Linked DNA regions of Homo sapiens: region 1 is linked to region 2. The links are chromatin contacts, found by Hi-C or POLR2A ChIA-PET in ENCODE. All regions are on one chromosome and are shown on one strand. Each heading gives the region's core, a stretch centred on a gene start or an enhancer-like site at or near the end of the contact. The rest is flanking DNA. Distances are from core to core; before and after follow the strand shown.

Evidence for each region. A loop is a pair of places that touch in the nucleus more often than their neighbours do. ChIA-PET counts read pairs that join two places held with the same protein, here RNA polymerase II (POLR2A). Pooled maps may share reads with other maps.
Region 1: a loop to region 2 is called in a pooled map, with 3 times the contacts of the local background. The contact joins two enhancer-like sites. A Hi-C loop is called at or near these places in 1 of 168 maps with a recorded cell type or tissue (B cell), 4 of 37 single-sample maps with no recorded cell type and 7 of 50 pooled maps. POLR2A ChIA-PET finds 5 or more read pairs at or near these places in 11 of 52 experiments (BJ, RWPE1, WTC11 and 5 more).

The regions. Positions count from the first base shown.
Region 1 is chr3:46,310,570-46,314,435 of GRCh38, reverse strand. It overlaps the pseudogene UQCRC2P1. Among named protein-coding and RNA genes, the nearest start is that of CCR2, 42 kb to the left of the region's middle. Within about 2 kb of position 1,340, at least 2 of the 41 ENCODE cell types and tissues checked have a DNase peak (open chromatin) inside an H3K27ac peak, as active enhancers do.
Region 2 is chr3:46,277,521-46,281,951 of GRCh38, reverse strand. No RefSeq gene overlaps it. Among named protein-coding and RNA genes, the nearest start is that of CCR3, 37 kb to the right of the region's middle. Within about 2 kb of position 1,676, at least 3 of the 41 ENCODE cell types and tissues checked have a DNase peak (open chromatin) inside an H3K27ac peak, as active enhancers do.

The DNA of each region.
Region 1 (3,866 bases), core at 91-2,590, 33 kb before region 2:
ATTTTTTTCTAGGAAAGGTGAAAAAAAAACAAAGAAAGATTGCTTATATTTTTAACTTATTTTTATCATATTTGTCTTCATTTATTCATTTATTACTTCTGTGTTTTGCTTAGTAAGACCTTTTCTATTTCAAAGGAATAAAAATATTCTTCTTTTTTTTCTAGTAGTTTTAGAATTTTATTTTTTACATTTAAATATTTCATCTGTCTGGAATCTATTTTTTGCATATGATACAAAGTAGGAGTTTCACTTTATTTCTCACCAATGTATAACCAATTTTACCCAACACCATTTATTGAATAACCCATCTTTTCCCAACTGATTTGAAGGACCATCTTCATTATACGCAAAGCACCTATAAATATATGAGTTTCCTGTGACTATCTGTCTTATTTTGTTCACTTGCTTGCTCATTTCTGCCCTCATGTTAATTACTATTGCTTTATAATACATTGTGGTATCTGGAAGGATGAGATTTTATTCTCTTTCTTTTTCAAATATTGTTTGGTCCCTCACATTTTATTTTCCACGTAAACTTGGAATCACTTTGTCTAGTTTTTTAAAATCCTGTTGAATTGCATTGAGTTTATAATTTAACCTGAGGAGAATGAATATCTTTACGATAGCAGTCTTTCTATCCAGGAACATGGTAGGATGCTACATTTATTCAAGTCCTTTTTTATGTGATTCTGTTATTTAACTAATTAGATTTCATTCCCAACTTTGTGCTAATTGCCATTTCAATAAGGCACATCTTTAGCATCCTTATTCAAGTAACTTATAAATCATTGACTGGAAAATAGTTTGATATAATGCATTACAGCTTACTACTAAAGACTGTCTTTGAGAGTAAAATTAACTCATTAGTCAACTATCCTTGGATACTGCTGTTAAACTAGTCTTCATTTCTAATTTAGCCTAGCCATCCCACAGGATTCAATCCAATCCTATCCAGCCCAATTCAATCCAATTAAATGGACCTCTCATTACTTGAGTTCCACATGCTAAGGTATGTATAGGCAGCAGAGAGTCTGCCAAATATCTTGTTGTCAATCAGCTTCATCAGGCATTCCTGGAATTATCTATCAAGTAATTTTGTTGACAAAGGGAAATGTGGTTGGTGTGGCATGAACTGTTTTTAGTGGATATGTGCTGTCCTATAATGTAAGAATTGGTTGCTCTGCTGGAGGAGTATGGTGGCACTAGGCCAAGGGATTAAGCAACAACAAAACTAGGGATGGGCAAGTGTAGTAAAACTGGGAAGTTGTTGCCTAAGCATGCATGAGAAGAAGTTAACCAGAAGCTCATTGGCATTGTAGACAGACAGCAGGGAGATTCAGTCAGTGACTGGGGGTGGAAATGAACAAGCAATATTCAAGAAGTTCACAAACTTTGGACATTGAGTTTAGTAGAATGTGTAAGTGTTTGTTTCGTAAGTCTCTTACGGTCTAGCCAGAGGAAAAGGACATAAAAAATAAACAGGAACTTCCAGGAAGATAGAGTAGAAGTATTTTTCCATATTTCTCCTATTAAATATGACTAAATCCCTGATCTAAAACAAATAAGAAAACTCCAAAAGGTGGAGCAGATTAGCTAGAGACGTTGGGACCCAAGAAACCATACGGTAGTAACATCACTGGATTTTCTCTGTGTCTCACACATCCCAGACTGTGCTGGAGAAGCTAGGAACCTGGAAATACAACAGGTAAACACAAAAAAATACTTCCAACAAAAGTCTGCTCTTTCTAACCAAAGGGCTAGAAAGACAGAAAACTTTTGGACCTCAAATACTCCACTCTAGCCAAGCAGTACAGAGACAGCTATGGCCCCACACCCACCCATGCTGCTAAAGGCCCATTGGGAGCAAGACTTCCACCCTCGACAGGCTATATTGAGGCCTTCAAATCTCTCTTCACTCCTGTAGCAGGCTGGTATCAGCGAAGGCCAGGTAGGGAGCTGGGGCTTTCATCCCTATCAGGCAGTAATGTGGCCCGCTTCCTCCTCCCTGTAGCATCAGTGGGACAATGTGGCAAGTCTGGACTTCAGCTCCCACCTACCAGTAACAAAGCTTCCTTCCCACTCCCTACTCGGGTTGTTTTAGAGCAGGAGGGCTAGTGGAGAGGCAGGACATTTGCCACCACCCAAAAGTAATGTAGTATCAGTGGAGGCTTCATGGGAATAGTAGCAAGCCACCAGGACAGTATTAGCAGAAACTTAGTGGGGGGACTCCCACCCTCACCAGCAGTAACAGGAGCCTCTCCCCACTTTGGGTATCAATGGAGACCAAGTGGATAATGGACTTCTACCCCTACCTGGCAGTAATGAGGCAGTGCCACCCCTTTCCCTGCCAGAGCAGTGTCAAAGGAAACGAGCTAAAATAGAGGTTTTAAATAAGAAATAGAAAATATAAAGAACTACATGGAAATTATAGAAAATACATTTAAAAACTTGCCGAATGGTCCTTTAAGCCAGAAGTTACTATGGGTCACGAACAATCTTGAGACTTTATTCCCTCTTTTTGAGACTTTATTCCCTCAAAGTTGCCCCCAAAGTTAAAGCCACAGCTACCCCCATAGGAGTGGCTCCACATCATCAGGACCTTGAGATCATCAAATTTCCAAATGGTTTTATGATTTCTCCTTTGGAAAACTATGCCCTGCATCAAGAATTGGTTTGTTCATTAAAGCAGGCAGTAGCTATGAGGACTCCAACAATTTAGTAACTTCTCATTTGCTGTGTCTTGCATCCAGTTTGACTACGAAAGGAGCTTCATTTTTCAAGATAGCCCATGACATTGAAGCAGCTGGTGGTAAATTAAGTGTAATTGCAACAAGAGAAAACATAGCTTACATCATGGAATGTCTGCAGAGTGATATTGATATTCTAATGGAGTTCCTGCTCAGTGTCGCCACAGCACCAGGATTTGGTCATTGGGAAGTAGATGCCTTCAGTCTCAGCTAAGGATAGACAGATCTGTGAATTTTCAGAATCCACAGGCACATGTCATTGAAAATTTGCATACTGAAGCTTATTGGGATGCCTTGGCTAATTCCTTGTATTGTCCTGGCTATAGGATTGGAAAAGTGACATGGGAAGAGTTACATTACTATGTTTAGAACCACTTCACAAGTGCAAGAATGGCTTGGTTGGACTTGGTGTGAGTCACCCTGTTCTAAAGCAAGTTGCTGAATAGTTTCTCAACAGGAGGGGTGGGTTTCTTTTGTCTGGTACAAAAGCCAAATACTCTGGAGGTGAAATTCAGGAACAAAATGGAGACAGTCTTGTCCATGCTTGCTCTTGTAGCAGAAAGTGCTGCCACAAGAAGGGCACAGCAAATGCATTTAGTGTTTTTCAGCATATCAAGAGGGACACCATATGTCAAGGGGCACAGTGATGCCACCAGCTATCTATAGCAGGCTATTGCCAAGGCAATTCACCAGCCACTTGCTATTTCTGTTTTTAATGCTAGTTACTCCAATTTTGGACTCTTCAGGATGTACATTGTCTTCCAGGCTGCAGCTGCTGGAGATGTTATCAAGGCTACCTATAACCAAGTGGAAATAATTGCTCAAGAAAAGCTTTTCAATGTCCAGGCTGCCAAGAACAAACTGAAAGCTGGATACCAAATATAAGTGAAGTCTTCCGAGGGTTTCATAGAAGAAGTCAGGCCCCAGGCTGTAGTTACTGGTTCTTACAAGCCAATATCACCAGTCCTTCAGTAGATTAGTTGGTTGGCTAGTGCTGTCATCATCAATTCTGCAAAGAAGTTTGCTTCTGGCTAGAAACAAACTTCTACTTGTTAATGGCAACAATTGGAACATACACCTTTGGTTGATGAGTTGTAATACAGAAGCACATATTATAGG
Region 2 (4,431 bases), core at 427-2,926:
ACTGCTTCTTTGGGTGCCTCTCTGTACCAAAAGGGAGAAAACTGTATTTTCCTGATCTGAAGTTAGCAAACTCCAGTGTGTAGGTGCCTGTGTTTGAAAACTAGTTTTACTGGAACACAGCTGTGCCCATGCACTGACATGTTGTCTGTGGCTGCTTTCTTGCTACAACTTCAGAGTTGAGTAGTTGTGACAGAGACCAGCTGGCTTGAAAGCCTAAAATACTTACTATCTGGCCCTTTAGGAAAAAGCTTGCCAGCCCCTACTCTAGACTGGCATCTACATGCCAAATACCATGACTGTAATGATTTGCCTCAGCAAGGGGACCAAACTTAGAAGACAACACACACAGTGAAAGTCACCATCTGATTTAGTCGTAACATTCCATGGCTATTCCCCAAGACCCATCAATTTATTTTATTTTATTATTTTTTAAATTTTTTTACTGGCAAAACTGGAGCATTAAAAGGAGGTATGACAGGAATCAACATATCTGTGTCTTTCTTATCTGTGATGAGACTAATCTGCTATTTTCTTCATAGGATAGAGCGTTGTTTTTGATTTTCTGCTTTGTATGGGCAGGGGGCCTTCAGTGGCTTCCACTTGGGCCTTCCTCTGTTGTAGCCATTATTTACTGTCTGAAAGCCTAATGGGAATCCCATTCTTTTTTTTTTTTTTTTTTTTTTTGAGATGGAGTCTTGCTCTGTTGCCCAGGCTGGAGTGCAGTGGCGCGACCTTGGCTCACTGCAACCTCTGCCTCCCAGGTTCAAGCGATTCTTCTGCCTCAGCCTCCCGGGTAGCTGGGACTACAGGCCGGCACCATCATGCCTGGATAATTTTTGTATTTTTTTTTTTTTTTTAGTAGTTATGGGGTTTCACCATATTGGCCAGGCTGGTCTCGAACTTCTGACCTCATGATCTGCCCGCCTCGGCCTCCCAAAATGCTGAGATTACAGGCGTGAGCCATTGCGCCCGGCCTACTAAGTATGTTCATTCTAACACTGCACTGGAGACTGGTGAAAATCACAAGGTGGGTTCTGGGCCAAATTCTGCCTACGATGATACAAAGTCACATCAAAACTCTATCACCTAGCACTTTGGGAGGCCAAGTGGGTTGTTTGCTTGAGTCCAGGAGTTTGAGACCAGCCTGGACAACATGGCAAAACCCCATCTCTACAAAAAATGCAGAAATTAGCCAGGCATGGTAGCATGTGCCTGTAGTCCCAGCTACGCAAGAAGCTGAGGTGGGAGGATCACCTGAGCCTGGGGAGGTCTAGGCTCAGTGAGCCAAGATCGCACCACCAAACTCACTCTTGGGTGACAAGGTGAGACCCTGTCTCAAAGGGGCGGGGGAAGCACCTCTATCTCCTGGCCCTCATGGGTGCCTACTCTGAGGCTGACTAGAGTGATTTCCTGGGTCTTTTGGAATTACTGTAACTTAAAATTGGCAATCAATAATACCAAAGGCTGTGGGTGCTTCTTTTTCCCAGTGCATATTATTCCAGGAAAATTGGTTACAGGTTCATTTGGGAAAGCCTAGGTGTTAGAGTATCATGTATGACATATTGTAGAGCTCTTTTTTTGAGGTGTGGTTTTCTTCTCACTTAAAAGGCCCTCATTTTATGAAGTGACTCACTTCTGAGAATTTGGCGAGAGGCCACATTTTCTCACTACAACTCAAGACAGATCTGTTTTTTTGCCAGACCTGACATTTTCTTGACTTAATTCTTGGGATCTCCATAATGAATAAACATAGTCAGAGGCTTCCGGATGTCAGATCACTCCCAGAGGTGTTATCACCATCCTTTTCCTGTTGGCTTTTATAATGGCCACATCTATGTTGTTTCTTGCAGGTAAAAAGTCCACACTTAACATACTCCCTATCTGACTGAGGTCAAAGATTGCATTTCAATTACAGCCCCTCCCACTATCATTCCTAATGAGCTTCCCTCTCCGATCTTGTCTTTATGACAAGAAAAAGAGTGTCAGTGGTAGACTGACATTATGCTTGATAGAAGTATAACGTTCCTGTCTTCCTCTAGATGATTCCTAGGGATCTCTGGCCTTTTACACTCATTGAGGATGGACCAGCATTTGGTCCAGGTTTGTATTAGACCAATCAACAACTCTTAGGACCTTAACCATTGAGTGCAATATTTTCAATGAGTGTACATGTCAATTAATTCAGCCCAATCCAAATTTCTATTCTGCAATTTTTTATTAAGCACTCTTAAAAGCCAAACTCAGTTTTTCAATAATGTTCATTGACCACTTTCTATAATTCTTTACGGAATTTTTTCCCATACCTTGATTCTGCATTTTACCCTCTGGGCCAGGTTGAATTCAAATCCTGTTTATTAGGTGAGCAACAATGAAGAGCGAACTGTTACCTTTCTCATGCTAAGGGAAAACAGCTTCCTTAGAAGGAAAAGTAGAAATGACAGTGTGCCAGAGGGGATGGAGGAACAGGGTTTCCCAGGTCCTGTGCATCCTCCCAGATATCCCCATTCCCACTGATCCTCAGTCTATCTTACCAATGCCTTAACATTCATACAGGCTTTTTAGCAAATTTGCAAATACAACTCCTACTATAATTAAGACACTTCATGCTCTGAATTAATTTCCACCAGTCTTAACCTGGCAGCTGCAAGTAATAAGAGACTTTTTTTTTTCAACGTGGTCACAGAAAGGCTTTAAGTTTCACTCTAACTTGAGAATGAAAGTTTCAGCATTTGAATGGTCTTGCTTTAAGTTTCTCAGTGCCTTCAGAAGCAGCCATCCTACCCTCTAGTTCTGGCCTTCTTCATCCTCTTTAGATTGGTGGATAGCAGCACCTTCCTGCCAACCCCCACCCTCATCCCACCAGGCTTCATTCTCAATAGGCACATGGTCTGAGGTGATAACTTGACTAGTTGTTTAGCCATTCTATCACATGGGTGCCATTTTCCCATCTTGGAGTTGGAAGGGAGTCTTACTTCCTGCTAACTAATTCAAACACTCATCATCTCCCTGGAAGGCTGATGTCTGCAACCTGCTTTCTAGCACACATTTCCATATCAGTTAACCTTTTTGATTTATAAACAACCCCAGCTTCAGCCAAGAATGACTGTATGGACAGGGTTTGGATGGCTCACAGAATGGAAGAAAGAAGGACCTTTAGCCCTCAGAGAGGACAAGGGCCACTCAGAGAGGACAGAAGCCTCAGCCCTAAAAGTCCATGTAGCCTTTCCTTTTTTTTTTTTGAGACGGAGACTTGCTCAGTCCCCAGGCTGGAGTGCAATGGCACCATCTTGGCTCACTGCAACCTCCGCCTCCTGGGTTCAAGCAATTTTCCTGCCTCAGCCTTCCGAGTAGCTAGGATTACAGGTACCCACCACCATGCCAGGCTAATTTTTGTATTTTTTAGTACAGACAGAGTTTCACCATGTTGGTCAGGCTGGTCTCAACTGCTGACCTCAGGTGATCCACCCGCCTCAGCCTCCCAAAGTGCTGCAATTACAGATGTGAGCCACCACATCCAGCCCAGGTAGCCTTTCTTTTTTCTTTTTTTTTTGAGACAGAGTTTCGCTCTTGTTGCCCAGGCTGGAGTGCAATGGTGAGATCTTGGCTTACCGCAACCTCCGCCTCCCAGGTTCAAGCGATTCTCCTGCCTCAGCCTCCTGAGTAGCTGTGATTACAGGCATGCACCACCACACCAGTAGTAGAGATGGGGTTTATCCATGTTGGTCAGGCTGGTCTCAAACTCCTGACCTCAGGTGATCTGCCTGCCTTGGCATCCCAAAGTGCTGGGATTACAGTCATGTGCCACTGTGCCCAGCCCCATGTAGCCTTTCTTTAGACATAGAATCAATCAGTCTCAACCATCTCTGTATGTCTTCATTTGAGTTTTCAAATCCAATTGGCCTAGCTTAGGTCAGGCTACCATCAATTCCCCCTTGGATCAAATAAATGAAGAGGCTGTGGGAGGAACCTGGGGGTGGCCACTGTGGGGATCATTGCGAGCCAGGCAAACTCCCCAGCCTGTGTCTATAGCAGCATCACTCCCTGCTGCTGATAGGTTTCAAAGTCTTGGCATTTAAGTTTCTTAGTTCTGGCATCAAAGTGCCCTTGCTTCCAGAACTCTCTCCCACCTGCCCAATTTCTCTCTTCTAAACATTCTTTGTTCGTTCCCAACTCTGCCTTTGCTTATCCCCCTCCCACGACTCTCCTCAGGGGTGTCACTTCCTGTCTTTTAAGACCCAGTCTGGCCTCTCCTCCTATAAGAAGTCTTCCCTGAACACTCACTTGACATTTACCACAAATTTTTTAATGACCAGTTTCTTTTCCTGTGCTGTATGTGGTCACCTTGTGTCACTCAGAGTCCCAGCAGCAAACAACTGACACTCAAACAGGGCAATTTGAGGACACTTTAATAAAGGGGCTATTTACAAAGGG